3 separate regions of the Homo sapiens genome follow, and all the other regions are linked to region 2. A link is an interaction called in ENCODE POLR2A ChIA-PET data of the cell type or tissue named here. Cell type or tissue: MCF 10A. All regions are shown on one strand. Links, peaks and the distances in the headings refer to the core of each region. The heading gives the core; the rest is flanking DNA.

Evidence for each region. ChIA-PET counts read pairs that join two places held together with the same protein. Peaks named below come from ENCODE experiments on the same cell type or tissue, not always from the same donor. Only the 100,000 strongest peaks of a DNase experiment are listed, where the experiment ranks them.
Region 1: POLR2A ChIA-PET joins it to region 2 with 86 read pairs; 14 of 35 experiments call an interaction of 5 or more read pairs at or near these places.
Region 3: POLR2A ChIA-PET joins it to region 2 with 10 read pairs; 16 of 35 experiments call an interaction of 5 or more read pairs at or near these places.

The regions. Positions count from the first base shown.
Region 1 is chr7:129,871,416-129,882,461 of GRCh38, forward strand. It overlaps UBE2H (ubiquitin conjugating enzyme E2 H), which reads right to left. Exons shown (of 7, transcript NM_003344.4): 2 at 9,480-9,556; 3 at 8,153-8,227. Among named protein-coding and RNA genes, the nearest start is that of UBE2H, 76 kb to the right of the region's middle. RefSeq lists an enhancer at 8,361-8,862. In MCF 10A, for the core only: no CTCF peak of the experiment used is centred there; a DNase peak (open chromatin) is centred at 4,636.
Region 2 is chr7:129,946,272-129,953,483 of GRCh38, forward strand. UBE2H (ubiquitin conjugating enzyme E2 H) reads right to left here and starts at 6,689. Exons shown (of 7, transcript NM_003344.4): 1 at 6,232-6,689. The coding sequence starts at 6,284. UBE2H-DT (UBE2H divergent transcript) reads left to right here and starts at 6,796. Exons shown (of 4, transcript XR_007060520.1): 1 at 6,796-7,209. RefSeq lists enhancers at 1-149, 2,476-3,049, 3,050-3,621, 4,400-4,449 and silencers at 6,296-6,415, 6,426-6,525. In MCF 10A, for the core only: no CTCF peak of the experiment used is centred there; DNase peaks (open chromatin) are centred at 2,820 and 3,280.
Region 3 is chr7:129,858,359-129,869,404 of GRCh38, forward strand. It overlaps UBE2H (ubiquitin conjugating enzyme E2 H), which reads right to left. Exons shown (of 7, transcript NM_003344.4): 4 at 544-583. Among named protein-coding and RNA genes, the nearest start is that of MIR183, 89 kb to the left of the region's middle. In MCF 10A, for the core only: no CTCF peak of the experiment used is centred there; a DNase peak (open chromatin) is centred at 5,893.

The DNA.
Region 1 (11,046 bases), core at 2,684-7,683, 72 kb before region 2:
AAAAGATACTTATCATTGGCCAGGCACGTTGGCTCACGCCTGTAATCCCAGCACTTTGGGAGGCCAAGGCAGGCAGATCACCTGAGGTCAGGAGTTCGACACCAGCCTGGGCAACATGGTGAAACCCCATCTCTCCTACAATACAAAAATTAGCTTGGCGTGTTGGCACATGCCTGTAATCCCAGCTATTCGGGAGACTGAGGCAGGAGAATCACTTGAACCCGGGGGGCAGAGGTTGCAGTAAGCTGAGATTGTGCCATTGCACTCCAGCCTGCACAACAGAACAAGACTCTGTATCAAAAAAAAAAAAAAAAGATATAGATCACTACAGAGTAGCCATTATGTAACTGTTTGGGACAGGACTAAAGTCATAACCACGGTTATTAGAGAAGTACACAGGTGATCTGAATGGAATTTTGCCTCCCCAGCCCCAAAATTCATTTTATTTGAGACGGAGTCTCACTCTTGTCGCCCAGGCTGGAGTGTAGCAGCGCCATCTCAGCTCACTGCAACCTCTGCCTCCTGGGTTCAAGTAATTCTCCTTCCTCCGTCTCTCGAGTAGCTGGGATTACAGGCACGCGCCACCATGCCCGGCTACTTTTTATATATATATATTTTTAGTAGACACGGGGTTTCACCATATTGGTGAGGCTGGTCTCGAACTCCTGGCCTCAAGTGAACCTCCTGCCTCGGCCTCCCAACGTGCTGGTATTACGGGCATGAGTCATCGTGCCCAGTCACAGAATTCATTTTATTTGTGAAAATACAGTGGTACAAGTAGGCCTTTGTTAAATGACTAACCTGAAACCTCTTGTGAATGACAAACTCCTCTCTACTGCAAATACTGGCCCATCCCTGCTTAAATACTGCTCAATGAAGTTACTCATGCTAGTTCTTGAGGGAGTAACTCTAGAATGATTCCATCTAGGAAGACATAAGATAAAATGGTAAGTATTCTAAGTTCTATAGGTAGTTTAGTCATGCCATATTATAAACCTCCACTCCAAAAATAGTGTGAGGTCATTTCTGGCCAGAGTGAAATAAAAAATGTATAATGCCTGAACAGTCTATTATTCTGACAATGAAAAAGATTAATGCAGTTCCCTTTATCACTTGCATGAGTAAAAAAATATATATATATATTGGCTGGGCGCGGTGGCTCACGCCTGTAATCTCAGCACTGTGGGAGGCCAAGGTGGGTGGATCACCTGAGGTCAGGCATTTAAGACCAGCCTGGCCAACATGGTGAAACCCCGTCTCTACTAAAAAACACAAAAATTAGCAGGGCATGATGGAGCATGCCTGTAATCCCAGCTACTCAGGAGGCTGAGGCAGGAGAATTGCTTGAACCCGGGAGGCAGAGGTTGCAGTTAGCTGCAATGGTGCTGCCACTGCACTCTGGCCTAGGTGACAGAGCAACACTCCGTCTCAAAAAAAAAAAAAAAAAAAAAAAAAAAGAATTATGGCACACTGGTTATCAGAGTATATGCCAGACTGGGAGATTTAAGAGGAACTCTGACAGGCTGTCCAGTCTAGTGGAACAGGGCAACCTAAACCATCCTGATAGTTTGACCCAATTTTAAAGGCCATTAATATAGCTCAGAGTTTTTTTTTTTTTTTTGAGACAAGAGTCTCGCTCTGTTGCCCAGGCTGGAGTGCCGTGGCGCGATCTTGGCTCATGCAAGCTCCGCCTCCCGGGTTCACGCCATTCTCCTGCCTTAGCCTCCCAAGTAGCTGGGAATACAGGCGCCCGCCACCATGCCCAGCTAATTTTTTGTATTTTTTAGTAGAGACAGCATTTCACTGTGTTAGCCAGGATGGTCTCGATCTCCTGACCTCGTGATCCACCCGCCTCAGCCTCCCAAAGTGCTGGGATTACAGGCATGAGCCACCACGCCCAGCCAGCTCAGAGTATTTTAACTATTGTATTGCCCATGACTTTTTCATTTTGTCTCCATTTACTCAAATGGGTTTGGCAAGTTCTTGCTTCATGCCACTAACATCAAATTCTTTTTTTTTTTTTTTTTTTTAATTTCTTGAGACCGGTTTCACTCTGTCACCCAGGCTGGAGTGCAGTGATGCTATCTCAGCACACTGCAACCTCTGCCTCCTGGGCTCAAGTGATTCTCCCACCTCAGCCTCCCGAGTAGCTGGAACTAAAGGTATACACCACCATGCCCAGCTAATTTTTGTATTTTTTTTTTTAGAGATGGGGTTTCTCCATATTGCTCAGGGTGGTCTCAAACCCCTTGTCTCCAGTGATGTGCCCACTTCGGCCTCCCCAAAATGCTGGGATTACAGGATGAGCCACTGCGCTCGGCCTCACATCAAGTTCTATGGCAGCACGAGCTTGCTGGTTTTGTACCTGACCATTCTACCAACATTCAGCAAACCATTCAGCAGTCCCTCCAGAATCCTGTTCTCAACCATTTCTCTTACCTTCCCAGCTTTGGTATCATCAAATTGCAACCCAGAGGCAATGCATACAGCCTGCTCCTAGTAGAGGGTCCTCCTCACTGAAAATATGTAGATATAGATCGGTAGCATTTCACAAATTGGTTTCTAAACTTGTTACCTGTACCTTATAACACAGTTTTCTAATTTTTAAGAAGTATAAATGATGACAGGGTTCCTAGGCTGCTCTTAAAGTTATTTACAAAAGATTCTAAAATATTCTATAGTTCTATCTGAAATTAGGATACAATTCTGTTAATAGTAGCCAATAATCATTTAAATGTAAGATAAAATGACATCTTAATTTTATCTGGAATGCTAGTGTTTAAGTAAAGTAGATATGATATGAAGGAGAATATAATAGATCCAGAAGAGAACTTCTGGATGTTGCAAGATCTTTAGTGGCTATAAGCCCTGAATTTAATTTTTTTTATATATATAATTTTTTTTTTTTTTTTGAGACAGAGTCTCGCTCTGTTGCCCAGGCTGGAGTGCAGTGGCACGATCTTGGCTCCCTGCAGGCTACGCCTCCTAGGTTCACGCCATTCTCCTGCCTCAGCCTCCTGAGTAGCTGGGACTACAGGTGCCCGCCACCACGCCCAGCTAATTTTTTGTATTTTTAGTAGAGACGGGGTTTCACTGTGTTAGCCAGGATGGTCTCAATCTCCTGAGGTCATGATCCACCCGCCTCGGCCTCCCAAAGTGTTGGGATTACTGGCGTGAGCCACCACACCCGGCCCTGTATCTTTTATTAGAAGACTTTTATATTTTTTTTCCCTTGGCTTAGGCTTATCAAAAGTATCCCCATTATGATTATTAGCTCTAAAGAGGGGCATTTTTCAGTTCATATGAAGAGAAAAATGCAACAACGGAAGGGGGAAGTGGAAGAGTCAGGCAGAAAAGAAAAAGGTGAGAAGTACTTGAGGTAACCACCCAAGAGAAGAGAAAAAGGGGGAAGAAAGAAGTGAAGAAAGTTGCGCGTAAAGACAGTATCTGAGATGGACTAAACTCTAAACTCTAAGCAGAAAACAAAGGAAGGAAAACAGTGTGTGCACTTATACACACACATAATTAAAATTTAAAGGAAAAAAGAAGGGAGGCTGCTGGGAAACACGTGGGTTAGGCAGGTCCTGAGCAAGCTACCACAGGGAATTCTGGCCAAGCCTGATGGCTTTCTAGAGCAAAAGACAGCAAAGTGTAGACTCAGACAATGATACAGACAGGACAGTCAAAAGACATACATTTGCAATATGATTAAAAATATTTACTTTTATAATAAAAGCAAACATTGTAGACTATTTGGAAATTACAGAAAAGTATGTTTTTAGTCTCCTTTAACTGAACAGCTATGGATAACATCAATAGTTTGGCATTCAAATGTGAAATGTATAGGAAAAAATTAGAGTTGTACTATATAAAAAACATTTTCCTGTGTGTCCCTTCAAAGAGGTGTTAAAACATGACTAATGGGTAAAACATTTTATCCACTAAGATGCACTATCACTTAGCTACTTTATCACCGACTGGGTCATTTAGGTTGCTTCTGACTTTTAAGTATTATAACACTAAAATTTACGTATTCTTTTGACAGTGCACATTTCTAAATATTTCTTTAGATAATTTTTAACTTTTTAAATAAAATTATTTGAAGGATATAAAATATTTACCAAGCAATACATAGTGGTAGACTGGCTGTATCATAATACCTTTTCTAACACTGTTTTATCTGCCAGTTTGACAAATCATATACTGTACTTTCGTTTTAATCTGCATTCTTTTGGATTAGACATAAAACCATTTTGTATCCTCTGCTTATTTTTTTTTATTAAAAATTACTCTGTATTACCCTCTTCTATGAGATCATTCATCTTTATTTCACCCACACTGTAACTGCAAGTCTGTTTGGTGAAAGCTTTCACTTAACAGCTGAGCACAAGTATCAAAGGCTAAAAACTGTGAACCTCGAGAAGTGTGAGCTATGGCAGTCTCTGCAGCAATTTCTTTGCATAAAACAAAATCTTCATGAACTGGGGATTACTTGGGGTTCTGAATGAGTATCTCTAAAGTCCTCATGCACACCTCAACAACTCTGAAGCTTTTGTGAAGACAATCTCTCTTGTAGAAACTTATGTCTTCCTTACGCTCTCTCTTCTAAATTGAGGTGCTGACTCACACCTCTCCTAAAAAACAATGGAACCATGCCATTAAGTACACGTAGTATTTTATTTACATTCTTCTTCTCTCCTAACCAGTAAAGATCTTCTGTAGCCTTCGTCATGTCCAGCAGGATGCCAGGTACCCCGAGTTTTAATACACTGGTCATATCAAACATGCAGAATCTGTTTAATTCTAGTATCTCATTTTCTAGCAGAGAAAACAATGGGTCAGCTGCATATCTCTCTCATGGTCAAGGAGAACCAGGGCCAGAACTTCTCTACCCTGATAACCAGTCCACTGACCAATCACACTCTCCTAACTCCTACACAGTAACACCCAGCAGTATTGCTAAGCACTCTAGGAACTAATGTTTCTGAATGAAAAATATGAAAGTCTGAATTTTCAAGTAAATCAGAAAAAGATTCAAATATGATTCATCTCAAAGCAGTCTCTCTGGAAAATTATGCAAATATTCAGCGATGTTATAGTTGATTAAAGGAGTTTTATATCTTTTACTCTTTTCAAAGTGCCTAGAGGGCCGGTTTTATACCCCAATTGATATTACTCGTTTTTCCATTCATCTTATTCTTTGGGCTTAAATGACTGTTAGCCATTTCAAAAATTCACATCCAGCTTCAAAGCATCAAGATTTGCCATCACTTATGATACTGAAACAGAAGTAAAATTCCAAAAAAAAGAGCTCAAAGTGTTTGAAACAATAATGGCATCATAAGAATAAGTTCATAACCTCCCAAGGTGTCTACCTATATTCCTTTTCTTTCCAAAAAGTAGCTATGCCACTATTTCGAATACCCACTCATTTATAGATGCAAATTGTTTTAAAGGGACATCTCATGCAATCATGTAACTACTGACAGCCCTCTAAAACTATATTTGGAGAGTGTCCCAAAGATAAGCATATCACATTATATTGAATATATATATTTAAATATTCAGAGAGAAATGTCTTAAAGAGCATATTCCAGAATGTAAATAATGACACCCTTTAAGGGATAAGATTATGAGACATTTTGATTTTTCTTTACTTTGGCTTACAGATTTTCTTACATTGCTCTAATGGATATGGGTCATTTATACAATTAAAATACACATCCATACACAAACACACAAAATAGAACAAAGTACATAGACACTGCAAAATTCCAAGAGCCAAGCATTAAAGATGTTTGATCTAAATTTGCACAGCTGATTGTTTAAAAGCTCAAAATTTGGCTCAGGAAGAACACTACACCTACCCAGATACAACAGGGGCAAGATTTAAAAAGAATGTTGAGATTGGGTTGATCTTACCTCCTCGCCCTTCTGTATAATTTTACAACTATCTACACAACTCAAAAAGGAATCCTTGCCTTTTCTAAGTGAGCCACAACCTTTCTGAATGCTTAAAGCACATCTCAACAGTAATTACACTGTTGATGACCTGAAAATGGGTCACCCCGCACAACTGATTGAAACTCTCTTATGCAACCTTCCTCTAGAGGAAACAAGAACAGCTTGTACAAATATTTCAGCTAAATCTACTTTCCAAACAGAAGATGATACACATTTGTAGGCATTATCAAGTCCTGAAAGCACACAGAAAGGCAAAAGAAACAATTATGAAGAAGTTAAATTAGCTTAGTCATTTGTCCCAACCAAATTTCATATTGCATCATTAATTTAAGAAAGCGTGGAGGCTTTTTGTGTCATTAGTTAATAAACAAGCAATGCCTAAAGTTTAGACATTATTACCTAGAAAGTTATGATGAGATAATCATATTATCTAGAAAAAATACATTAAGGTCTGAGAAATAACATTTCTACAGGATATGAAATTGCATTTCTATAAGTTCACTCTTAGTTTCAACAAGCTCTATTGTTTCCTTTCTGACTAGGAATGTGGGGTTAACAAAACTAGACTTAGCATGCCAGTTTTTAGCCTTTAGGTAAACAGGTATTTATGAAATGTATCTGAATGAACTTGCATGGACTTCTATAAAGGCTTTAAAGTCCTATCACTAACCAACATAAGAGTTTTAAATGGCTGAGTAGACAGAAACACCCTAAAGTTAGAAGATGAATAAACTGGGGACAGGGAACCACAACACAACAGAAAAGCCCTCTCAAAAGGAGAAGGTGTACAGGCGTATACGTTTCTACACCTATACAGGTGCTAAGTCAGATGTGCTCGGGGGCTGTCTCAAAGGCTCAACACCTCACAGCTCCACTCCCACTTTACCATTCACAACGCTGAAACTTAGAGGCCCCTATAGCAAGAAAGAAATTTCTGATTCAACTGGTTAGGAGTGGGGGTGTAGTGGGGAGTGGTCTAGACTCCAGGATATCGGGCATTACTTCTTAAGACAGCCCACAGCAGCCAGGCGCAATGGCTCACGCCTGTAATTCCAGCACTTTGGGAGGCCGAGGCTGGCGGATCACGAGGTCAGGAGATCAAGACCATCCTGGCTAACACAGTGGAACCCCGTCTCTACTAAAAATACAAAAAATTAGCCGGGTGTGGTGGCAGGCACCTGTAGTGCCAGCTACTCGGGAGGCTGAGGCAGAAGAATGGCGTGAACCCAGGAGGCGGACCTTGCAGTGAGTCGAGATCGTGCCACTGCACTCCAGCCTGGGCGACAGAGTGAGACTCCGTCTCAAAAAAAAAAAAAAAAAAAAAAAGCCCACAGCAGTAGCAAAATGTTTGAACTCTGGCAATTCTGAACATGAGGCTTAGTCTGATTCTCAGAGAATGCTCAATATATTACAATTTTATTGTTCTTACTTAAAATTGTTCAATATTTTATAATATTTTAGACATGTATAAAGTGAAGCAAAAAAAAAAAAAGCTGGCTTAAATTAACTAAATTACTACCATTCTACAGTCTCCAAATATTTAAAGGTGTCCACCTTCAATCAGATAGATCTGTCACTGAGTGCCTCAATGGGGGTGACAGGTAAATAACATCACCCATTAAGGTAAAAGGAGATGAAGGTGAGGAGAAAGTACCTCTTTGTACAACCCCACTGAGGTTTCTATTCTTTCTTCTGCTGTTTAGGGGGCTAAAGAGACTGGAGGTGGGAAGACTGCAAAGGGTCATTTAATTGTAAGGTACCCAGAGTTGGAGTGAACAAAAAAGCAAAGTAGGATCTAGGGAGAATTTCTGAAAATGATAGGATTAAAACACATACTATGTAACATTCATTCTTGCAATCTGGCATTCAAAATTAGACTTAAGATATGTTTATTATTTTCCTGCTAACAGCTTAAAGAACAGTGGGGCCTTAAAGCTGGTTTAATCTGACACCAAAAGACAAAAATCTAAAGTAATGGTCATTATAATTATGCAAAGAGTATATTTAAACGTCTTCTAACACACTATAGAAGTTCCCCCCAAAAGTCACTGATTAATTAACCAAAGCCAAAAAAGGAAAAATTCAATTAGACAGCCATTTCTGGCATTAATTACCTCCCCTGAAATGTAAGATTTTTCCCCCTTAGATTTCAAAACTCTCTAAGGAGAAAAACCAAGTAGTAACATACCTATAGATGGAGATTTGAAAGGGTATTTATCAGGTAGGTCCACTCTAACTTTCCATACTCCGCCTTCATATGGTGCTGAAATAAAAGTAAAAATGTTCATCAGAACTACATCTCCAAATTAGAAAATAAATCTGAGTGTAAATTAAACATTATCCCCTAATCTTCTGAAAACCTTCCAAATTAATTCCTTCAAGAGTCAGGGACCTACTACAATCAATAGGTGTACCACGTTCAGATTAAGATACTTTTCTTGGAAAGATCCAGAGTTAAAAAATAAGCAGATTCATTCTGCAATTTACTTGATTCTTCAAAAGTACTAAACACTATTCAATTATTTGGTAAGTAATAGCCATGTTACTTTCCCTCCTATCTCAATAAACCCCATATTCATCCCCCCTCCAAGGCCAAAAAGAAAACAACAAAAAACATTTCCTGGAAACCATTCACGTGGCCATCCATAACAAAACCCAGAATTTACAATTCATGTCTAGTACTGTCACATAGAGATAAAGAGAAAACTACAGTCAGCCCTCTATATCTGCAGGTTCCACACCCCTGGATTCAACCAACCACAGATCAAAAATATTAGAGAAAAAAATCCAAACAATAATAAATAACAATACAATTAAAAATAACACAAAAAAAATACCAAAAAGGACAAGTGCGGTGGGGCTCATGCCTGTAATCCCAGCACTTTGGGAGGCTGAGGCGGGTGGATCACCTGAGGTCAGGAGTGCGAGACCAGCCTGGCCAACATGGTGAAACCCTGTCTCTACTAAAATACAGAAATGAGCTGGGCGTGGTGGCAGGCACCTATAGTCCCAGCTACTTCGAAGGCTGAGGCAGAAGAATTGCTTGAACCCAGGAAGTGGAGGTTACGGTAAGCCACAATCGTGCCACTGCACTCCAGCCTGGGTGACAGAGTGAGACTCCATCACTTAATAAATAAATAAATAAATAAAATACAGTATAACAACTATTTACATAACATTTGCGTTGTGTTAGCTATTACAAGTAATCTAGATGTGATTTAAAGGACATGGGAGGATGTGTGTAGGTTACATGCAAATTCTATGTCATCTTATAAAGGGACTTGAGCATCTGTGGATTTTGGTATGAGGTGGTCCTGGAACCAATCCCCTACAGATATCAAGGGATGACTGTATATAAAGTGATTGTGATAAGAGAAAGATTTCCTCACTGGTTCTGCAGTCCAACTAAACTTGCTTTTCAGAAACTACGCATGCTACCATCTGTCTTTGATATTCTATTAAGAAACAGAGTAAAAGACTGTAATAGAAGAACACATACCAACACATGTACTTACTTCCTTGTGGTCCATAAAACTTCACTACAAATTCATTAAGTCCTCCCAGGATCGTAACCTCATGTTTACTCTCGATGCTAAGGTGGACGGTAAAGGAAATTACACAGGCTTTACAGTATCTGGCAGAATTACCAATAACACCCCAGGCATATGCCACTTAAAGTGTTACCAAAATTTGGCATGACATTGATAAAATATACATAATAATTCTGGTAGTTTAGGAGGAGGCAATATATACTCTTGTAAGAAGATATGCATGAGCTTTGGATTCAGAGACGGCCGTTCAAATCCCAGGAATGCCATTTACTGAGTTTTTGAGCCTAGCCAAAATAATGTCAGTTTACTCCCTGAGTCTTTGTTTTCTCTTTGCAAATTGGGAAAACAGCATTTCATAGGATTTCTGTGAGGATTAGACAGGTTAAACATGTAAAATGTGTAAGACTGCATTTTGCCTATATACATAAAAAACTGGCCAGACGCAGCGGCTCACGCCTGTAATCCCAACAGTTTGAGAGGCCTAGGCGGGTGGATCACCTGAGGTCAGGAGTTCGAGACCAGCGTGGCCTATATGGTGAAACCCCATCTCTACTAAAAAATACAAAAATTACCCAGGCATGGTGATGCATGCCTGTAGTCCCAGCTACTCAGGAGGCCGAGGCAAAAGAATTGCTTGAAGTTGGGAGGTGGAGGTTGCAGTGAGCCGAGATCACATCACTGCACTCCAGCCTGGGTGATAGGGTGAGACTCAGTCTCAAAAATAAAATAAAAAATATACATGAAAAATAGGCGCTTAATTTTAGCTTTTCTCTCCCTTTCTACCCTCTCCTCCTCAATCTATCCCTAATGAGCCTGTCATATAAACCCAGTATTCCCTTTAGTCAAATTCAAATGTTCAGCAAAATACAAATTCCCCTAAACTGGAAATGCTATGCTCCTAAAACGAGGGATTTACTAAGGAGAGTTCCCACAATTGTCTCCTTGGCTTATGGAATAATCAACACAGTTAATGATACAACCTTGCCACAAGCAGTACTGCCAAATGCAAAAGACCAACAAAACAAAAAAAAATTTTTTCAGATCTTATCCATAGCATCTGTTTTCACTGCCCCCCAAACTCCACCTTCTTCAGACTTGCCTCAAGGTTTGGTATGCTCCAGGGCTCTAATCACAGAGGGGTAACATGGCTGTGCTCCCTTCCTCTAAAACTTACCTACCCCTGAGATTCTTGCCCCTTTAAGGTGCTAAGATTCAATTCTAGAAACCAAATTAATTCATATTAGAAGAGAGGACTACTCGTTTAAAATCTGTTCTATGTATCTGCTTTGCGGTAAAATCCAAAAATGATTCTCAGTAGGAATTTTAGGTGACAGAGGCTTTGGGAAGCTCTCAAATCCCACTGTAACATTAAAAAGGAAAACACAATAGATTGGTCTCATATTTCTCCATCAGCAGTGCAAATTATATACTGTTAATACAAAACAGAAACATTTAAAAAGTTTTAATAATCTCATAGAGAATAAATATTTTTAAAGATTTGAAATTAAATATTTGGCACTCCAAGCCCGTG
Region 2 (7,212 bases), core at 1-5,000:
GATGGTCTCAATCTCCTGACCTCATGATTTGTCTGCCTCAACCTCCCAAAGTGTTGGGATTACAGGCGTGAGCCACCGCGCCCGGCCCCTAGTCATTATTTTTAACTGGGAAAAACAGTTGCAAAAATATTAAGCAAAAACAGGGCAGACACATACAGTATGATCAACAGGTTGAAAACAATACATCCTGGGGAGAATAAAAGATATAGGAAAAAAGCCATAAGGTTAACATTTAAGGCCAACAGTTCTTAAACAGTGGTCCTGGACCAGAAGCATCATCTGCGAACTTCTTAGACCCCACCCTAGACCCAATGAATTAGAAAACTCCAGGAGTGGTATGCAGTAACCTGTTTTAACAAACTCTCCAGGTGATTATTTGTTTTTTGTTTTTTGAGATGGAATCTTGCTCTGTCCCCCGGGCTGGAGTGCAGTGGTGCAATCTCAAACTAAAGTTTGAGAACTACTGTTTAAAGAACTAGGATTACAGGTGACTGGTTTTCCTTCTTGTAACCTATGTTTTTCTCAATTATCTTTTTACTTTTGAAATCCAACTAAGTTCTTTTAAGTATTTTACTAACAGGTACACTCTGTAGGTCTACAGGTAAAAAGCTATTACGTTGCAAACATTATAACGTAATGTAAGGTCTGGATTACATGCCTAAAAATCCAATGATTCTTGGAACCATCAAATCTGTTAAGACTGAAAAGAATACCAATGTTTAAATATATCTATAAAATGCAGGTCAAGGGGCTAAGAAAATTGCAACACTAGAAAACCAACAAACTTAGGTTGTTCTAACATACATACACAAATACAGGAGGGACGTTTATGGGTCACATCTGCGAAACATTTTTTCCCAAAAAGCTGAATTTTTAGGCTTGCGTGTAATTTACTAGAACTGCACTGCAGGAATCAGATGTTCTGAAGCTGTGAATGCTTACTCATGTAGGTTCCTGCCTAACCAAAATAAGTACCAGTATGTTATATTTGTCACCAAAATCTAGGCAGGGAAGACAAATTCAGAACACTGAGAGTTGCCAAATCTTTAACTTTTAGCTTGAAGACCATAAAGCTGTGCCAACTTTCATCTCATCATCTCACTAAAACAGAGTCCACTGGAAATAAAGAGGCAAACCACAGGTTCCCAATTGACACTAGAACTAGTTAAAAGATTTAGGGAACTGTCTACCCTTTGAACACAAATTAAAGAGTAACAAAGACTACTAACTTAGGGATAGAGTAACTACTGATTAACAGCAAAATACCAAAGTTAAGTCAAAGACAAATGGCTACATATTTTAATATTTTAGTTTTGAAATTTTTTTAAACAGGTGTACAGATCCCCATATACATCCTAGCACACAAAATTCATTTTAACCTTTCTATTCCTTGAAAAGTCCACTCTAAGTAAATACAAGTTACTCAAAAAGGCACTACACACAGCAATGACCTAACACAGCCTGTCCTTTCCGACTAAAAAAGTTTTAACTAATTGCATAAGCACCATGACCACCCATACTGAATTTTTCACTACTAAACTCCCAGCACAATGCTGGCACAAAGCAAGTACCCAAACATATGAGGATTTTTTTTTTTTGAGATAAGAGTCTTGCTCTGTCGTCCAGGCTGGAGTGCAATGGTGTAATTTAGGCTCACCACAACCTCCGCCTCATGGGTTCAAGCTATTCTCGTGACTCAGCCTCCCAAGTAGCTGGGACTACAAGCCCGCACCATCACGCCTGGCTAATTTTTTATATTTTTAGTACAAGTACATACGGGGTTTTGCCATGTTGGCCAGGCTTGTCCCGAACTCCTGACCTCAGGTGATCTGCCCGCCTTGGCCTCCCAAAGTGCTGGGATTACAGGCATAAGCCACTGTGCCAGCTTTTTTTTTTTTTTAATTAAGAGAGTCTTGCTCTGTTGCCCAGGCATGAGTGCAGTGGCATGATCTTAGCTCACTGGACCCTCAAACTCCTACACTTAGGTGATCCTCCCGCCTCAGCCTCCCAAAATGCTGGGATTACAGGTGTGAGCCACCACACTTGGCCACATCTGAGGTTTTGAATTTGTTAGAGAAAGCTTCTGAAACCCTAAAGCAGACACCAACGATTCTGTAAAATTAACTCAGGCCGTTTTAATGTAAGACACCGTCCCTTTCTATCACACTTGACGCTTTCTTAAGGGAAGCTGACATTTCTGCCATACTTTGGAATCCCTGCAAATGAGTCAGTTAAGTGCATTTAAAGTGGCATGCCCTGGGCCAGGTGCACTGGGCTCACACCTGTAATTCCAGCACTCTGGGAGGCCAAGGCAGGAGGAAGATTTGAGGCCAGGAGTTGGGAGGCCAGCCTGGTAACCTAGTCAGACCTCGGTCTCTACAAAAAATGTAAAAATAAATAAGGGGGGGATCCTATTACTGAACTCCCTCTGAAAAGAAGAATCATTGAAAACTCTTGGTATTGTAAGTTACAAAATTGTACATATGGTGTATGCCGGTCCCCATTATTATCCGATCTACTTTTCTGATTTAACCTTAATTTTTCTAAACATTTCTTGTACTCTAACAGGTCAGGTTTTCCTCTTCTCTTTTTACCCCTCGAAAACACACTTGTTCCTGTAACACCACTCAGAGGGCCTCCCCAGCCCCCACCTCTTTTGTATATAAACACACTCTCTTGTCACATACTCCATCAGCTGTTTGGTAGCTCCTCCCCTCCTCCTTTTCCGGGTAGTAACAGGGCGGCCAATGAGCGCTGAGGAGCGGTGCCTGCGGCCTTTTGCCTGCATACGCTTTTCCAAAACAAGCAGCTCTAGCCTTCAGCAGGGGCCACTGGTTCACAGATGAAAGGATCACCAGGGCTGTGCAACAGGGTGAGACGAGTAACCCCCACCAACAAGGAAACCCGTGTAATCTGAGCTGTTTGTTCCTCCACCAGGGAGAACTTAAACCGATATTCCTTTAGGGCAAATCACGCTTTAAGGTCACCAGAGCCCCAGCTCTCAGACAATCTAAATAATCAGCTGGTTGGAGGTGGAAACCTCAAAGGTTGCCAGGCTCTGGGCAGCACAGATCACCAATCTACCTGACTTTGCAAACAAATGGCCGCACTATTCGAGACTATTCCATAGGATCTGGGCTAACTGCAAGGTTTTTTTACTGGGACACATTCCTAAAGGATCCAAAAGTCATGTAAATCAGTTTCTAGGCTCCTGGGGAGGTTTGCACAACCCTTAGCAAAGGATCAGAAGAGAAACAATGAATGAGTCAGAGTTTCAGAACATAATCACCCAGCAGATTATTAAGTGCATTGGTGCAAAACACTCACTCCCTGCATAACTTGGGAGTCAGCTCTCCTACCAACCCGTCACAAAAGAAATATCACTGACTCCAAACAACAACCAGAGACGGTGTCTCCAAAAGAACCGAGCGAGGTGGTGGAAGGCAGCGGCCAATTAGTTACACATCCTCTTCTCTCCCTACCCCCACACTGCTACTTTCCTACTATATAGGTTCCCTGCCAGGCTGTAAATCGTGGTGGTATAATTACGCTCAGGAGACATCCAAAAATGGGCTGAAACAGGAGACTGCAAGGAAACCAGCTATCGCCCCCCACACCAAAGAAATCATCAAGGGGCATGGGGGGCAAGAAGTGCATTCCTTCAGACCTTTTCTTCCTACTTCCTCTCCACCATCTTTCTCAACCCCCAGCCTTTTCACACAATTGTACTCATTTTAGTAGAGGGCTGGGGAATTTTTCCTTAAATTTTCTGCTAAATATACCTTACTCAAAAATTGTTGGCTCCATTTGGGCCTACTGATCTGTGAATTCAACAGAGAAAGGAGGACACAAAATCTCTCACCTACACAACACACACAAAAGGAAATCCGAAACATTTTAACTTCCAAACTCCATTATACCAGAAAATAAACACGAAACAAAGATAACCTCTGGCTTTTAAATCTCGAAACTGTTATCCTCCTATCTCAGATCTACAATTTTAAAGCGCCTCTGCTTTCTTTTGTCAGAAAGGAAGGAAGGTGGGGAAAGAACAGAAGGCCAATGCATCTTTGCCTTTCTTCATCTTCTACTAAAAATAAGCTATGAAATAAGCCACTTAGGGGGAGAAAAAAAAGACACCCTGCTGTTCTTTGTCTGTTTTCCTCTCCCTCTCCACCCCCCACACCCCGACTCCTAAATGCGGTAATCATTCTAGATGCCACAACTACTAAATGAACAAAAGGCACTGTATGGAAAAGGCATCAGGTCAAGTTAGGCCCCCCTCTTTATCCTCAATCTTTTAAAAATATGTCTATGTACATAATTTGAGACTCTGACAACGATCACAAACAGCTGGAATTGTCTCCCCACTCCATCCCAATTAAACATTAGGTAGAAATTCGCATTAGGTGTGACAGTAACTCTCAATTCAAGATAAAAATAACTCAGATGCTGCCACTATGTCATTTCCTAGTTTCTAAACAAAAATAAAACCCGAAACTGCTTTGTGTAAAATGTACACACAGTCATAGTTACAAGTTTTCCTGCAGCCTTATGAAAAGCCAACATTACTGGTATCATTCACACATTTACAAAACAATCACAGCCACAAACAGCTCATAAAGAGTTGATTTCACTTGCGCCTGAACATATATTGGGTACACTATACTTTATTAGTTGCTCCGCTCTAATCTCCCACTCCCCCAAAAATTCTAAACTCCAAACCACAAACTTAGAAGTCTATCTACTGCTCCTAATTTCTAACCAAGTTTTCCCTGAGCAAGGAGAAAAACACCTTATTTCTGAAAAGATTATTTTTTAAAAATCTCTTGCCCAGACAACTTCCCTCCCATCCCCCACTGCCAAACCATATGCAAAAACTACTTTTTTAAAACTTCAGCAAATTCCCTAACTGAATTTTTTGACAATAACCACTGATCTCTACAAAGAGGTAAAACACTCAATCAAAAACAGCAACAAATAAAAGGAAGAAAAAAGGTATTCACCTGAAGAATTTAGCCAAACAACTTGAGTTATATAAACAAAACCCTGCAACAGGGGGAAACGGTGGGGGGATGGGGAGGAGGGAGAGAAACAGGAGACAGGACTTTTAAACTGTGTTCCACACTACCACCCTCTAAGCCCCCACTTGCCCCCCTCCCCAAGGACTAGCTGTTCAGAACTCTGGGCTCCCCCTACCCTCTAAACTACCCTTCAAAAAAAAAAAATTCTCGATTTGTCACAGGAACCTTCGCGAATTTCTCTAGCTGGTCCTGAAATAATCAGTCTGGACTCCAACCAAAACCACTGCCTGAAGGGCTCTTATCAGTTATAGCTTTCCCACTGCAACCTCCAGAGTGCATAAAGTTGGGGGGAGGGGGCAGAAAATAAAGGGTGTCACTTGGCGACATCAGGGCAAGTATTCCCCCAAGAACCTGACCCTCACAGAGGAAGTTTTGCCCAAGTGGCCAGTCCAGGGACTATTTATTTTGTCCAGGAGCTCCTCTTTCCCCAGCTGTCATACCCACAATATGGAGGGTGGCTTGCTGGAGGGCCCGGGGGTCTTCATCACATACAACTATGGGTGGGACAGGCTTTGTCAGTGGAAAGGAAAACAGTAGGGTTCTCCCGGGGACCAGAAAGCTTAACAGGAGGGACTGACTGAAAACACACAGAGCTCTTTCTTAGAAGAGGGGGCCCTGAGCAGGAGACTCTCTTCCTAATATAGAAAGGAATTAGGGATAAAAGAGGTCGCTTGAGTGACCCCAGTTCAAGCAGCATTGTGGTTGGAGGAAATGGGGGCATCTCAAGAAACGGAGAAAGGCTTCCCTCTCGGGAATTTCTGCCTTGATTCCCTAAATCCAAAGCGAGCAAACAGGAGAGAGAAACCCTGAAAATGGGCTCGGTGGTAGAGAGTGAGGCGACTGGTCGTGCAAAAAGAAAAAAGGCCGTCTCGGGAGTCCAAACGTCGCGGAGGAAAGTCACAGGCTCTGGGGATACAGGAAGAGCGAGCAGCAACGCGTATTTCGGGGTGCTGCGGAGAAAAGGCGAGCTGAAAAGGCTCTCGGCCCCTGGGAGGTGCCAAGGAGCCGCCGTAGGCACTGGGGGAGGAGGGGAGTCTCGGACAGTGGCCTGGAGTGCCCCAGGGCCCTTGCAGTGGTTCCGGGGGTGCCCTGGGCATCCCCACACCGCCCCCCACACACAGCCCGAATTCCCCTCCACGAAGGATACAGCTTGACCACGTCCGTGTCCATCCGCCTCTTGCCCGGACTGGGAGATGACATGGTGTCGCCGCCGCCTCTCTCCCTTCCTCGGCCCGTCTGTCACGGGCCCGGGGCCCCGGCTCTGAGGAGCCCGCGGCCGCGCCGGCTCCTCGGTGGAGGTGGCAACACCCCCGCGGTCCCGGCGGTCCCGTCAGCCGCCGCCGCCGCCCCCCGCACGGGGGAACACCGGGCACTGTCCGGCCGGGTGGGGGTGGGGACCCTGCGGCGCCCGGCTCGGGCTGCCCCTCTCCGGCTGTGGTTCCGCCGCGGCCCTGCCCCGGCGCTCCTCTGCGCCGCGCGACGCTCCCTCCTGCCTGCTGTGGCTCGCTCGCCTGCTCCCCACTCACCCTCTGACCGGCTCCTAGCAGCCTCCACTATAAGCGGACGACTCCTGCTCAGTCGGCCTCCCTACCCCAGCCTCGCTCTGGGCGCCGTGACGTCACCTCTGTGACGTCATCGGAGGGGCGGGTCTGGTCGCTGAGAGGGGTGGGGCGCCGCCGCGGCGTGGGCTTTCCCGGGGAGTTCTGGGAGTTGTAGTTCCTCTTTCTCCGGCTGTCTCACACCCTCTGTCCCCTCCCCCAACTTCCCCACCTACTTCATCCCTCAACTGCCACTGTCGTTATCATCATCCTAAACGATAAGAGTAAATAATGGCAATATTATTACATTCGTGGATTTAAGGGTAATGAACCTCCCTTAACACTCTGTTTAACAAGCTGTTAATTTCTTTGATTTGGAGGAGGCCAAGGTAGCAATTACTCAGGCACCAAAATCTGGAAATCCCCACACCAGCAGGTTCCTTGCACTCCGCTTCCTCGTTGGCTGGAGAGAATTTGTTTCCAAGGATTGTAGACCACAGCAAGGCTTCCTCAGGCTTGCATACCAGGGTATGCAGTGTCTACGGCCACTATTTCAAAGATTAGAGTTGACGCAGCAAGGTGGTAAGGTC
Region 3 (11,046 bases), core at 3,256-8,255, 85 kb before region 2:
GTGCCATGACAAATTAAAATTGCATCCCAAACAATAATATATTCTAAACAGCACTAGAAGTATAAAACAGGATATGCTGGAATATTTTAAAGTATCATTAATAAAATATTAGAAGGAAAGAAGGGGATAAATAAGATTCATTAACTGAAATGAAACTATAGTCATTTTGCCTTACTATCTATCAAGAATTGAGAAAATATTATAAGATCTGAAAATAGTCTATCTGTAGGCTGAAAACAGATCTCTGAACTGTGTCTACAAAAAGAGAAGTGAGATGTGGAATATTACTACTGTTTGCTGGGTAACAAGAAAAATGAAGGACCCAGTCACGACAATGGAAAAAAATAAGTGGTACAACAGCAGAATGTGAACTAAGTGATTGAGAACCTCATATCCTTTGGATTCTATCATTTACATGACCATTCATACAGTCCTACCTCCTGATAAGGTCCAAAAAGATAACCGAGGCTTTTTATAACACAGAGAAACACTAATCATGAGCAGTTGCTGCTAAAATTGAAACATTTTAAAATAGTTACTTACGCTTCATCAATGTTGGGATGGAAAATTTTATTCATGAATCCTGTAAAAAGAGATGTTAATTAGCAGCAAAAAGTATCCAGAGAACAATAAAAGTATTTCAGTACTGGAAACAATTTCAGTATTGGGAAAAGGTGATAATACTTATAAATCACTACTTTCAACCTTAGATCTTTCATTACTGATAAACATTATATTCTCCTGATAGCTCCAATTATTTGGAATACATCAGCATTCTATTAACAAATGAGCAAACTGGGAGAAATGCAGCTTCTTATACAAAACAATCATTAAAGCAACTGTTTTCTGAGCTATGAAGGTACTGCTCAAAGATAAATTATACTACTAAATGGTTCATAGCCAGTGTCATGATAAAAGTTAAGAAACTTCACTCTCCCAGAAGTTTTGTTGTTCAAGCTCTAAATCTGGAGGTTCTGCATTTCAACTTCTCCTTCTGACGCTCACTTACTGGTATCACTTGGCTGCACTGTGCACGGAACATGAATGAAACTGTTGAAATGCTAAAGGAATACCACTTCAAACCACAAAGGATTTCCTAAAAGCAGTGACCAAAATATTTCCTTTAACATTAGTCTACTCATTCAGGGAAACCCAGTTTTGATTAAAATTGGGGCAACCAAGCAAGGAGTTAAAAAAAATACTCTAAGTTGGCTATATCTGTTGGAGGTTTAAGTTTTTAAAATTTTTCCTAGCAAACCAAGTACACACTTTAATAGCTATATGGCCATTTGAACTTCAAGGAGAAATTAATAAAACCAGTTATTCAGTCAGTCAGTATATATGCAAATGGCAATATTCTAAAGCAGAGATCCATTGTCAAAGGTGTCATTTTGTCATCCTTATCACTTCATTTCCTTTTAGGACTCATTCTGTTCCACACTTTCAATATCTGAAGTTCCTTATTAAGGTGAGTATCACCACCACTATCTCCGACCCCCATCCTCCATCACCCCCATCCCCACAGTCTCTCTCTCTCATATTCATTCAGAACATATTTGGTCAGCACCTACACCGCAGGCATTGTGCTTGGATAGGGTATAAAAATAAGACAGTTCACTATTCTTGAGGAGGTCACTGTGGCAGTGGGACAAGAGACACCAATAAATACCTGCAATCTGAATAAAGTATTGATACAGTAGGCGGAGTAAAATGGGAAGAGTCAGGAAAGATGCAGAGAAATGGCACTGGAGGAGGAGCCTCAAGTGAGGCGCTACAGAGATTGTCTCCAAAAACCTGAGAAACTTCCCCTGAAGTAGAAAACAGGGGATAAGAATACCAAGTCCAAGTAGTCCAGTCTTAGACCACTCTAGTCACTCACACTTTTAACTTTTGTTTTTAAATGCTCTGTGTTGAAACAGCATAATGTTCTATCTACTACAATCAAGAGGGCCTATGTGATGTTTAAGTTACTCTGATGAAAAAAAATCTTTGTGTCCAATATTAATTTTTCATTAAGGAAATTAAAGATGTTTCAAAGTCTAGATTTAAGAAGCATGTGGTTTATGAAGACATTTTAATAATGGGAAATGTTCATGTCTTGGTATTAAGAGGAGAAAAATTAGGGTAAAAAACATTCTACATTAACTTTAGAAAAATACTAATACACATGTCCCAGATGCCCCATGAGAGTATTTGTTGCAATATTATTTATAAAAGCCAACAGCCAAATTCAACCCTGTCAATGGGATAGGGTTGGATAAAGGGGAGTACATCCATCTACCTGAGTCCTATACAGCCAAGGGTAATGAAGTAGATCCATGTGTATCAACTTGTATACATCTAAAGCTGAGTTTTGTTTTTTTTTTTTAAGTTGCAGGATGTTATATTTACAGGCTGAGGTTATTTAAATAAACTAAAACAAACAACTACCAATTCTCCATGGTAACAAGTATAGGAAAACTGTACTGAACCAACATATACCAAATTTGCAAAAGTAATTGTTTCAGTTAGGGCACAGGGCCAGGGTCATGATAGGAAAAGGGAACAGAAGAGGAAACAGTGGTTAAAAATGACTTTATCTGGCCAGGCACGGTGGCTCATGCATGTAATCCCAGCACTTTGGGAGGCCAAGGTGGGTGGATCACCTGAGGTCAGGAGTTCAAGACCAGCCTGGCCAACATGGTGAAACCCTGTCTCTAGTAAAAAGAAATAAAAAATTAGCTGAGTGTGGTGGCGTGTGCCTGTAGTCCCAGCTACTCGGGAGACCGAGGTAGAGAATCACTTGAACCCAGGAGGCGGAGCTTGCAGTGAGCCAAGATCACGCCACTGCACTCCAGCCTGGGTGACGGAGTGAGACTGTCTTTAAAAAAAAAAAAAGACTTTAACACTATTAATATATTCCTTTTAAAAAGGGACAATGTGCTTCTATATTATTTGCTCTGTTTAAAACATATGCACATAAATAAGAAACTGAAAGTAAGTACAAATGTTAACAGTGTAGAATTCTTAGTGGTGGTAGTATTTTCTCCGCTGCACTTTTCAAATCTCATCACCACCTCACCACACCTGAACCAGAACTAGGATCACAGCAATGGGAAAAGGCTAGAAGAAAACAGGTGTGGATGGTTGTCATGTTTGCAAGATTCTCCCATTATTTCTACTTGCACTTTTGGCTCTCTGACATTTCTACAATGTGTAATTTTAATAGTTGAGCTTAAAAAAACTCCGAAATAAAAAGTTATCATAGTATCAGCTGGCCACAGTGGCTCTCGCCCGTAATCCCAACACTTTGGGATGCTAAGACGGACGGATTACTTGATGTCAGGAGTTTGAGACCAGCCTGGCCAACATGGTGAAACCCCATCTGTAACGAAAATACAAAAATTAGCCGGGCATGTGGCGCCCACCTGTAGTCCCAGCTACTCAGGAGGCTGAGGCAGGAGAATTGCTTGAACCTGGGAGGTGGCTGCAGTGAGCCGAGATCATGCCACTGCACTCCAGCCTGGAAGCCAGAGCTAGACTCCGTTTCCAAAAAAAGTTATACATAGTATCAAACATTCTAAAATAGACTGAATTACACAAGCATTAACTAGTGCTGAACTATTTTAAGAAAAAGCCAGTAAAACCAACCATTTTATTTGAAATCTCGTATCTTAACACTCTTGTTCAAATAATACAAATTCATTACCCTCCCCCTAAAATCAGAGGAACCTCAGGTTATAAGGTACGTGGTCCTCAAGATCAGTTATATATAGGAGTATGCTGCTATCACTACTGCAGGGAAGCTTTCTGATGAGTGGGGAACAATGCTGAGCCACTATGTGGTTTAATGCAAGAGAATGGTCCTACTATATGAAAAATATTGCCTGAAGCTACTATTAAGAATTAAAAATACGTTCTTGATACTTAAAATCCTGCCTCTGTGAGAACTCTCAAAACTAACACCTAATGAAGCAACGTCTATGGCAAAGGTTCCCAATGCTGGCTACAGATGAGAAGCACTGGGAAGTTTTCATTTAAACTAAAACCAATACTCAAAGACACAGGACTTAAGGGGAAATACCTGTAAGGAAAGGTCTTTAGAAAAAATAAGTCCTACATTAGAAGGTCACCAGCATTATGGAGAAAAACACAGCAAAGGAGGAAAACAGAAATGGAAAGGTTGGGGCGGGGTGGCAATTTTAAATGAGATGGTCAGGAAGGGACTTCCTGAGAAAGTGACTTGCTTTGAAGGAGGTGAAAGAGGAGCCACCTGGTACCAAGAGGAGAGGAGAAGGTCACTATAGAGGGAACAGCCAAGTGCAAAGCACATTAGGAGCTTGCCTGATGCTCTGAAGTTTTTTCCTGAAACTGAAGGGATTTGAAAAAGGGGCAGAAAATGAGAAGTGATGTCACAGAGGTGATCAGCATTTGGGGCCCTTTTAAGGACACTGGCTTTTATTCAAGGGAGATGGGGGGGCCACTGAGACTAGTGCCTGAACAGTGACATATTCACATACTTGGCTTAACAAATGGCTTGTGTCCTAAAATAGGCTAGTTGGGGAACAGCTCAATCAGCTCACAGCACCTGAGTGCTGGGGAATGGCAGATCTCAAGCAAAACAAAATGGGAATCCTACAGGGCATTATGCTTCAACGATCTGAGGCCACGGGGCATTTAAAGGTGTTAAGTCAAGCAAATAACTATGGTAAGCTTTAAATGTTTATCAAAACGTCTCTGAAAGACTAAGGTGCCTCCCTCATTGGACATGACCTGGAGAGCACACTTGGAATTAACAGTGTCTATACAGTTTTCAATTAAATCTAGATTTGGCTTAGTTGAGTACAGGAATAAATAACAGAACCAAAAAGGACTTGGTAAACATACGCTTTAGTAATAAATGGTTTGGAGCTCAGTCTCCAGTGCCCCTGCTAAGTACAGAACACCATCTGAGCACTAGTACAGAGGGCAGAATCACACCACAAAGCAAAGTACTAAACAGGGACATGGGTTCTAGCCTCAACTAATCAACTGCAGGCCCTGGGCAAGTCACTTCACCTTGTGGGGTCTGTTTCTTTACCTACGAAGACAAATAGTTGAACTATATGATCTCCCAAATCTCCACTCTTACTCTATTTCTGAAGGCCCTATCAGCTCTAAAAATCTAGCATTTAATAACAATGGCAAGCACTCTGAGAACAGAGGAATTATGGGGAAATATCCAAGAGTTAAGTCCTTAAAGGAAATTAATTCTGTAAGGCAGCATTTTTAGGTACAGAAATTTTCTAGAGAATACAAAACCACCAACATGATAAAATACCATAAAGAGCCACAAAACAAACCCTCTGACTCTTCTAAAGTAGGCAGAAACAGTTTATAACCTTGCCTTTGAGGGATGAACACAACCAGACCAACTCTATCAAGAAACTTTCTACTTTCTAAACTAAAATGATCTCTTCCAATACTAGGTGTTTTTTTTTTTTTTTGAGATAAGGTCACTTCGTCACCCAGGCAGGAGTGTGGTGGTGCAGCACCTTGCTCACTGCAACCTCCGCCTCCTGGGTTCAAGAGATTCTCCTGCCTCAGCCTCCCAAGTAGCTGGGATTACCACAACCAGCTAATTTTTGTATTTTTTCGTAGAGATAGGGTTTCACCATGTTGGCCAGGCTGGTCTTGAACTCCTGACCTCAAGTGATCCACCCACCTCAGCCTCCAAAAGTGTGGGGAATTACAGGCGTGAGCCACTGCACCTGGCCCTCAGGCTTAATTGTTAGAAAAATATCCAAAGCAAATACATGGAAAAAAGCATATCTCCTTGACATTTGTTCTTAGACAAGCTGTGGGCAGTGTTTCTGGCAAAGCCATTTACATTCTGGATAATGATGCCAACAATGGAACTCCTGGACAAGGAGGGGGGAGACAGAGAAAGAACGGGCCAGAAATTCGGAAAAGGAATGTTCTCAGGACTGTGTTGAGTTGGCCCTGGCATGTTCTCCTTCCTTTTGGCAATGCTATCATCACATTAATGAATATGTCTGCAACAAGGGAATTTTCCCAACACTTGTTTCCATTAGACCAGGAACTATTTTCAAGATATTTTAAGAGAACATATTTTGAAAACTGCTTTTATGGCAACATAAGTAGAAGTAGCAGGTTATTTTTAATCTTCATGATTTAAGATTTTATTCACTACCAGGCATTTTCTTTTTCTTTTCTTTCTTTTTTTTTTTTTTTGAGACAGAATCTCACTCTATCACTCAGGCTGGAGTGCAGTGGCGATCTCGGCTCACTGCAGCCTCCACCTCACGGGTTCAAGCTATTCTCCTGCCTCAGCCTCTCAAGTAGCTGGGACTACAGGTGCCCACCACCACACCCAGCTAATTTTTTTGTATTTTTAGTAGAGATGGGGTTTCACCATGTTAGCCAGGATCGTCTTGATCTCCTGACCTCGTGATCCACCCACCTCAGCCTACCAAAGTGCTGGGATTACAGGAGTGAGCCACCGTGCCCGGCCACTACCAGACATTTTCTAACAACATATTTCAGTGATTTGACCAGATTAAAATCAGAACTCCTTAAGTTTTTTGGACAGTTATTCTCTGGCGTAGTTCTAGCACTCGTTAAAGGGGATGGGGAGGATCGTACAACAGGAATAAATGTCCAGCTAAAATGCTTACCCTTCTCTGTCCTGCGTCTTTTAGCAGAAGGGAATTAGGTAATTTATAATTCTGGAGAAGGAATCCAAATCACACTTAATGTAAAACTATTATTATATATCTTAAAAAATAAAAAGTACAGATTACAACAGAAAAATATGCCTTGCTTTTGCTTGTTCCACTCCAATACTCAACTGCTCTAGAATAACAAATCTCATGACCCATAGGCTAATAGGCAGTGAAAATAAATAACATTGTGCTAAGTCATGCTGAAAAACTGGTTTTTATTTCAGCCTCTGTGTCCAGTCCCAGGAAGGGGTCTATACAGAGTTGCACACACTTCTGAGTAACTTCTGACATTGGGGTCAATATGTAAATAAATGAGGCCAAGCTTCACCTATTTTTCCATCTTTGTTCCCTTTATTTGAGAGGATATTAATGATCAAATTTGTGGGTAGATGAAATACTTTGGGCCAATCACCAGAAATTTCACCTGTCAGAATTATCTTGACAAAAGGAGAGGTTAGACAAACGACTTGTGAATCAAGGTAAATCCACCCTACGGTAAACGGGTGAAGATCACCAAAGGCCAAAACAGCAGCTACATCCCAGGGATAAAATAAGCCTAGGCTAAGGTGGTTCAGACAGCTGTGGCTGATGCAATTGCATTATAAGCTTATGAATTCCTGTGAGAAAACAGTTAAGTGAATACATTAAGTCATTCTGATCGTCTATCTTCAGAACAACTGCCCACATAAAGTAGACTGTTCACAACCAAACTGATTAATTCTATTTTTTCAGTAGGTATAATTGTTTAAAATATTCTTATTAAAGACTGAATCTCATCTTCCCTTGCAGTATCTCAGACTATAAATTATTTAAGGGTAATAACTTGGATCTCTGTTCCTAGCACACAGGGTGACCAGAGTAGGGGTGTTCCAATTGAGTAAGGGTGGGGGGGTGCTGCCAGCTCCACTAGTGACAGACATTGGCCAGCTATGTGCAGGAGTCCACAATCTGATAGATTTTCATCTAACCTCAGACAGCCAGGCCCCACCTGAGGCAGCCTGTGCCCGGGTAGAAATCTCTTCAGAAATCTGAGCCTTTCCTACTCAGGAGAGATGGACCTGGGCCTGTCTCTTCTTGGGTGAGGAACCAGGCAAGGAGCTCACTCTCAATGCCCTGTGTCATGGGAACTTCTGAACTGATCCTGTGTGTGTTCAGGAGATCTAAACTCAACAAGGGGTCCTCTTTTCTGTTTCTTCCTTTCTCTCTGGTAATATAGAGTCTGAGGAATGGGCTAGATGGATAAGAAAAGGTCATTTATAACTAAGAAAAGGTGAAGTGTTATCCTTCAATAGCATAACCCTTCTACCAACCTAGTGGATTATCAAAACCTCTGGCCTACTTTCCTTTGGTTTCATTTTTGGGAGACTAACTTCTGTTTTGTTTTCATAGTTTATCTTTCGATCGCTGGGTCGTTCATATAACCACACTGTTGGGTTCAGGCAGTACTTATTTTCATGGTCAGAGACAATACAGTACAGAATACATTGGACTTGAACTCACAAGACCCAACTACAATTCTCTACCACTCTTAGAGTTGTAGTTAAAAGATCAGGCTCCAAAAGATAAATGTTTGAGGTGACAGATATCCCAATTACCCTGTTTTGATCATTACGTATTGCATATATGTACCAAAATAGCACATGTACCCCAAAAATGTGTGTAACTGATGTAACAATACATTTTTTAAAAAGGACCAGGCTCCAGTCAGAATGCCTAAATGCCACTGTGTGAGCCTCTGGGGCAATCTACTTCATCTCTTTGCCTTTCTGTTCCCTTATTCCTAAAACTAGGTTAAATAATGGTATCTACACATCATTAATCGTGAAGATTAAATGAGTTAATATATGTAAAGCATTTGAACAGTAACTGGCATACAGTAAGCATGCAGTAATGTTAGAATTAGCTTAATAAGTTAAATGAACAAGTAATTTCATCTTACTGTCTTCATCCTAAAACTGATTAATATTTACCCTATGTGTCCATCTCTTAATGCTCTTACAAGTGTGAAGAACATGAGAGGATATTATGATTTACATATGTTTCCCATAACTCTGTCACACTAGAAATGGAAAATACAATTATAATTTTTATTTTTAATATTTATTATTTGTGTGACACAGCCCCAGGAGGTCCTGAGAACATGTGCCCCATATTTATTATTAAGAAGACCATCCTACACATGCACACGTATGTTTATTGCGGCACTATTCACAATAGCAAAGACTTGGAACCAACCCAAATGTCCAACAATGATAGACTGGATTAAGAAAATGTGGCACATATACACCATGGAATACTATGCAGCCATAAAAAATGATGAGTTCATATCCTTTGTAGGGACATGGATGAAATTGGAAACCATCATTCTCAGTAAACTATCGCAAGAACAAAAAACCAAACACCGCATATTCTCACTCATAGGTGGGAATTGAACAATGAGATCACATGGACACAGGAAGGGGAATATCACACTCTGGGGACTGTGGTGGGGTCGGGGGAGGGGGGAGGGATAGCATTGGGAGATATACCTAATGCTAGATGACACATTAGTGGGTGCAGCGCACCAGCATGGCACATGTATACATATGTAACTAACCTGCACAATGTGCACATGTACCCTAAAACTTAGAGTATAATAAAAAAAAAAAAAAAAAAGAAAACCAAAAAAAAAAAAAAAAAAGAAGACCATCCTTTCTTGATGTGCAAGCAAAAATTAGATTAAAAAAAAAAAACATCCTGACTGCATTTGGTATAGTTAAAAAACAAGCACACACACACTAAACTGGAAGCCAGAAGATGGACTCTGCAACTAGTGCGTAGTCATACATCTCAGCCTCATTTTTTTCCATCCTTAAAATCAGGCAAATTGGATGTCATAATCTCTAAACTTCCACTAACAACACAGTTTTCACCAACACCAGGAATATAAGCAAATCTCAAACTGTGAACAGGTTTCTAAAAAGAACTAAGACATTGCTTTTGTTGTTTTCAAAAGAATTTCAGTTTAAAGAAAAAGGAAGCCAAAAATACTTGTTTTCATTATGACACCAAATCCTAAAGGGAAAGAAATAGATTTAATGCCAAAAAGATGTCAGAATAACCAGCTCAAAAGCTAGAGGTCACCCAATACAGAGTAGGAACTAACCTAGGCAGCAAGTGTGATGGAAGTTTTAAATAGCAAATGAAAAGATTATATAATAATGAGCTGTCAAAGGCAGAATTAAAACTGGCATAAGTCAACTTCAAGAAAGAAATGGACTGTAATCCCAGCACTTTGGGAGGCCGAGGCGGGTGGATCATGAGGTCAGGAGATCGAGACCATCCTGGCTAACAAGGTGAAACCCCGTCTCTACTAAAAATACAAAAAATTAGCCAGGCGCGGTGGCGGGCGCCTGTAGTCCCAGCTACTCGGGAGGCTGAGGCAGGAGAATGGCGTGAACCCGGGAAGCGGAGCTTGCAGTGAGCCGAGATTGCGCCACTGCAGTCCGCAGTCCGGCCTGGGCGACAGAGCGAGACTCCGTCTCAAAAAAAAAAAAAAAAAAAAAAAAAAGAAAGAAATGGACAAGTCCTCTGATAGTAACAAGCATATGCAAAAGCAGGGTTATCCTTAGAGGTGGCAGCCTGGGGAATGGGGTGGGAAAGCTAACTGTACTATTTTTACTCTGGCTAATAACAAGATGAAGGTAAATGAATTTAGACATTACAGCCTGCTCACAGCAGGTTTCACATTAAAAGGGCCCATTTGACCACTGGCTTCTCTCACTGAGAACTTCAGCACCTGGCTTGGCCCCCAAGTTGCTCTCTGCCCCAACTCCTGTCATTTTTGGTGACAATATAGACCATACTCCTGACACCCGGGTCTCTCTCTCTCTCTTTTTTTTTTTTTTTTTGGAGACAGAGTTTCATTCTTGTTGCCCAGGCTGGAGTGCAATGGCGCGATCTCGGCTCACTGCAACTTCTGCCTCCGGGGTTCAAGTGATTCTCCTGCCTCAGTCTCCTGAGTAGCTGGGATTACAGGCATGTGCCACCATGCCCAGCTAATTTTGTATTTTTAGTATAGAGACGGGGTTTCTCTATGTTGGTCAGGCTGGTCTTGAACTCCTAACCTCAGGTGATCCGCCTGCCTCGGCCTCCCAAAGTGCTGGGATTACAGACGTGAGCCACCGTGCCCGGCTTGTTTCTTAAGCTTCTCCTCAGTGACCTTCTATTCCATTCCACTTCATGCTCCCCAGGACATACCCTGACCTTTGTCATTCCCTCCACAATTACATATTTACCTCCACAATCACAAATTTAGACATCTCCTATCCTACCAATCCCCTGTCCTTGCCAAAAGCTTCCC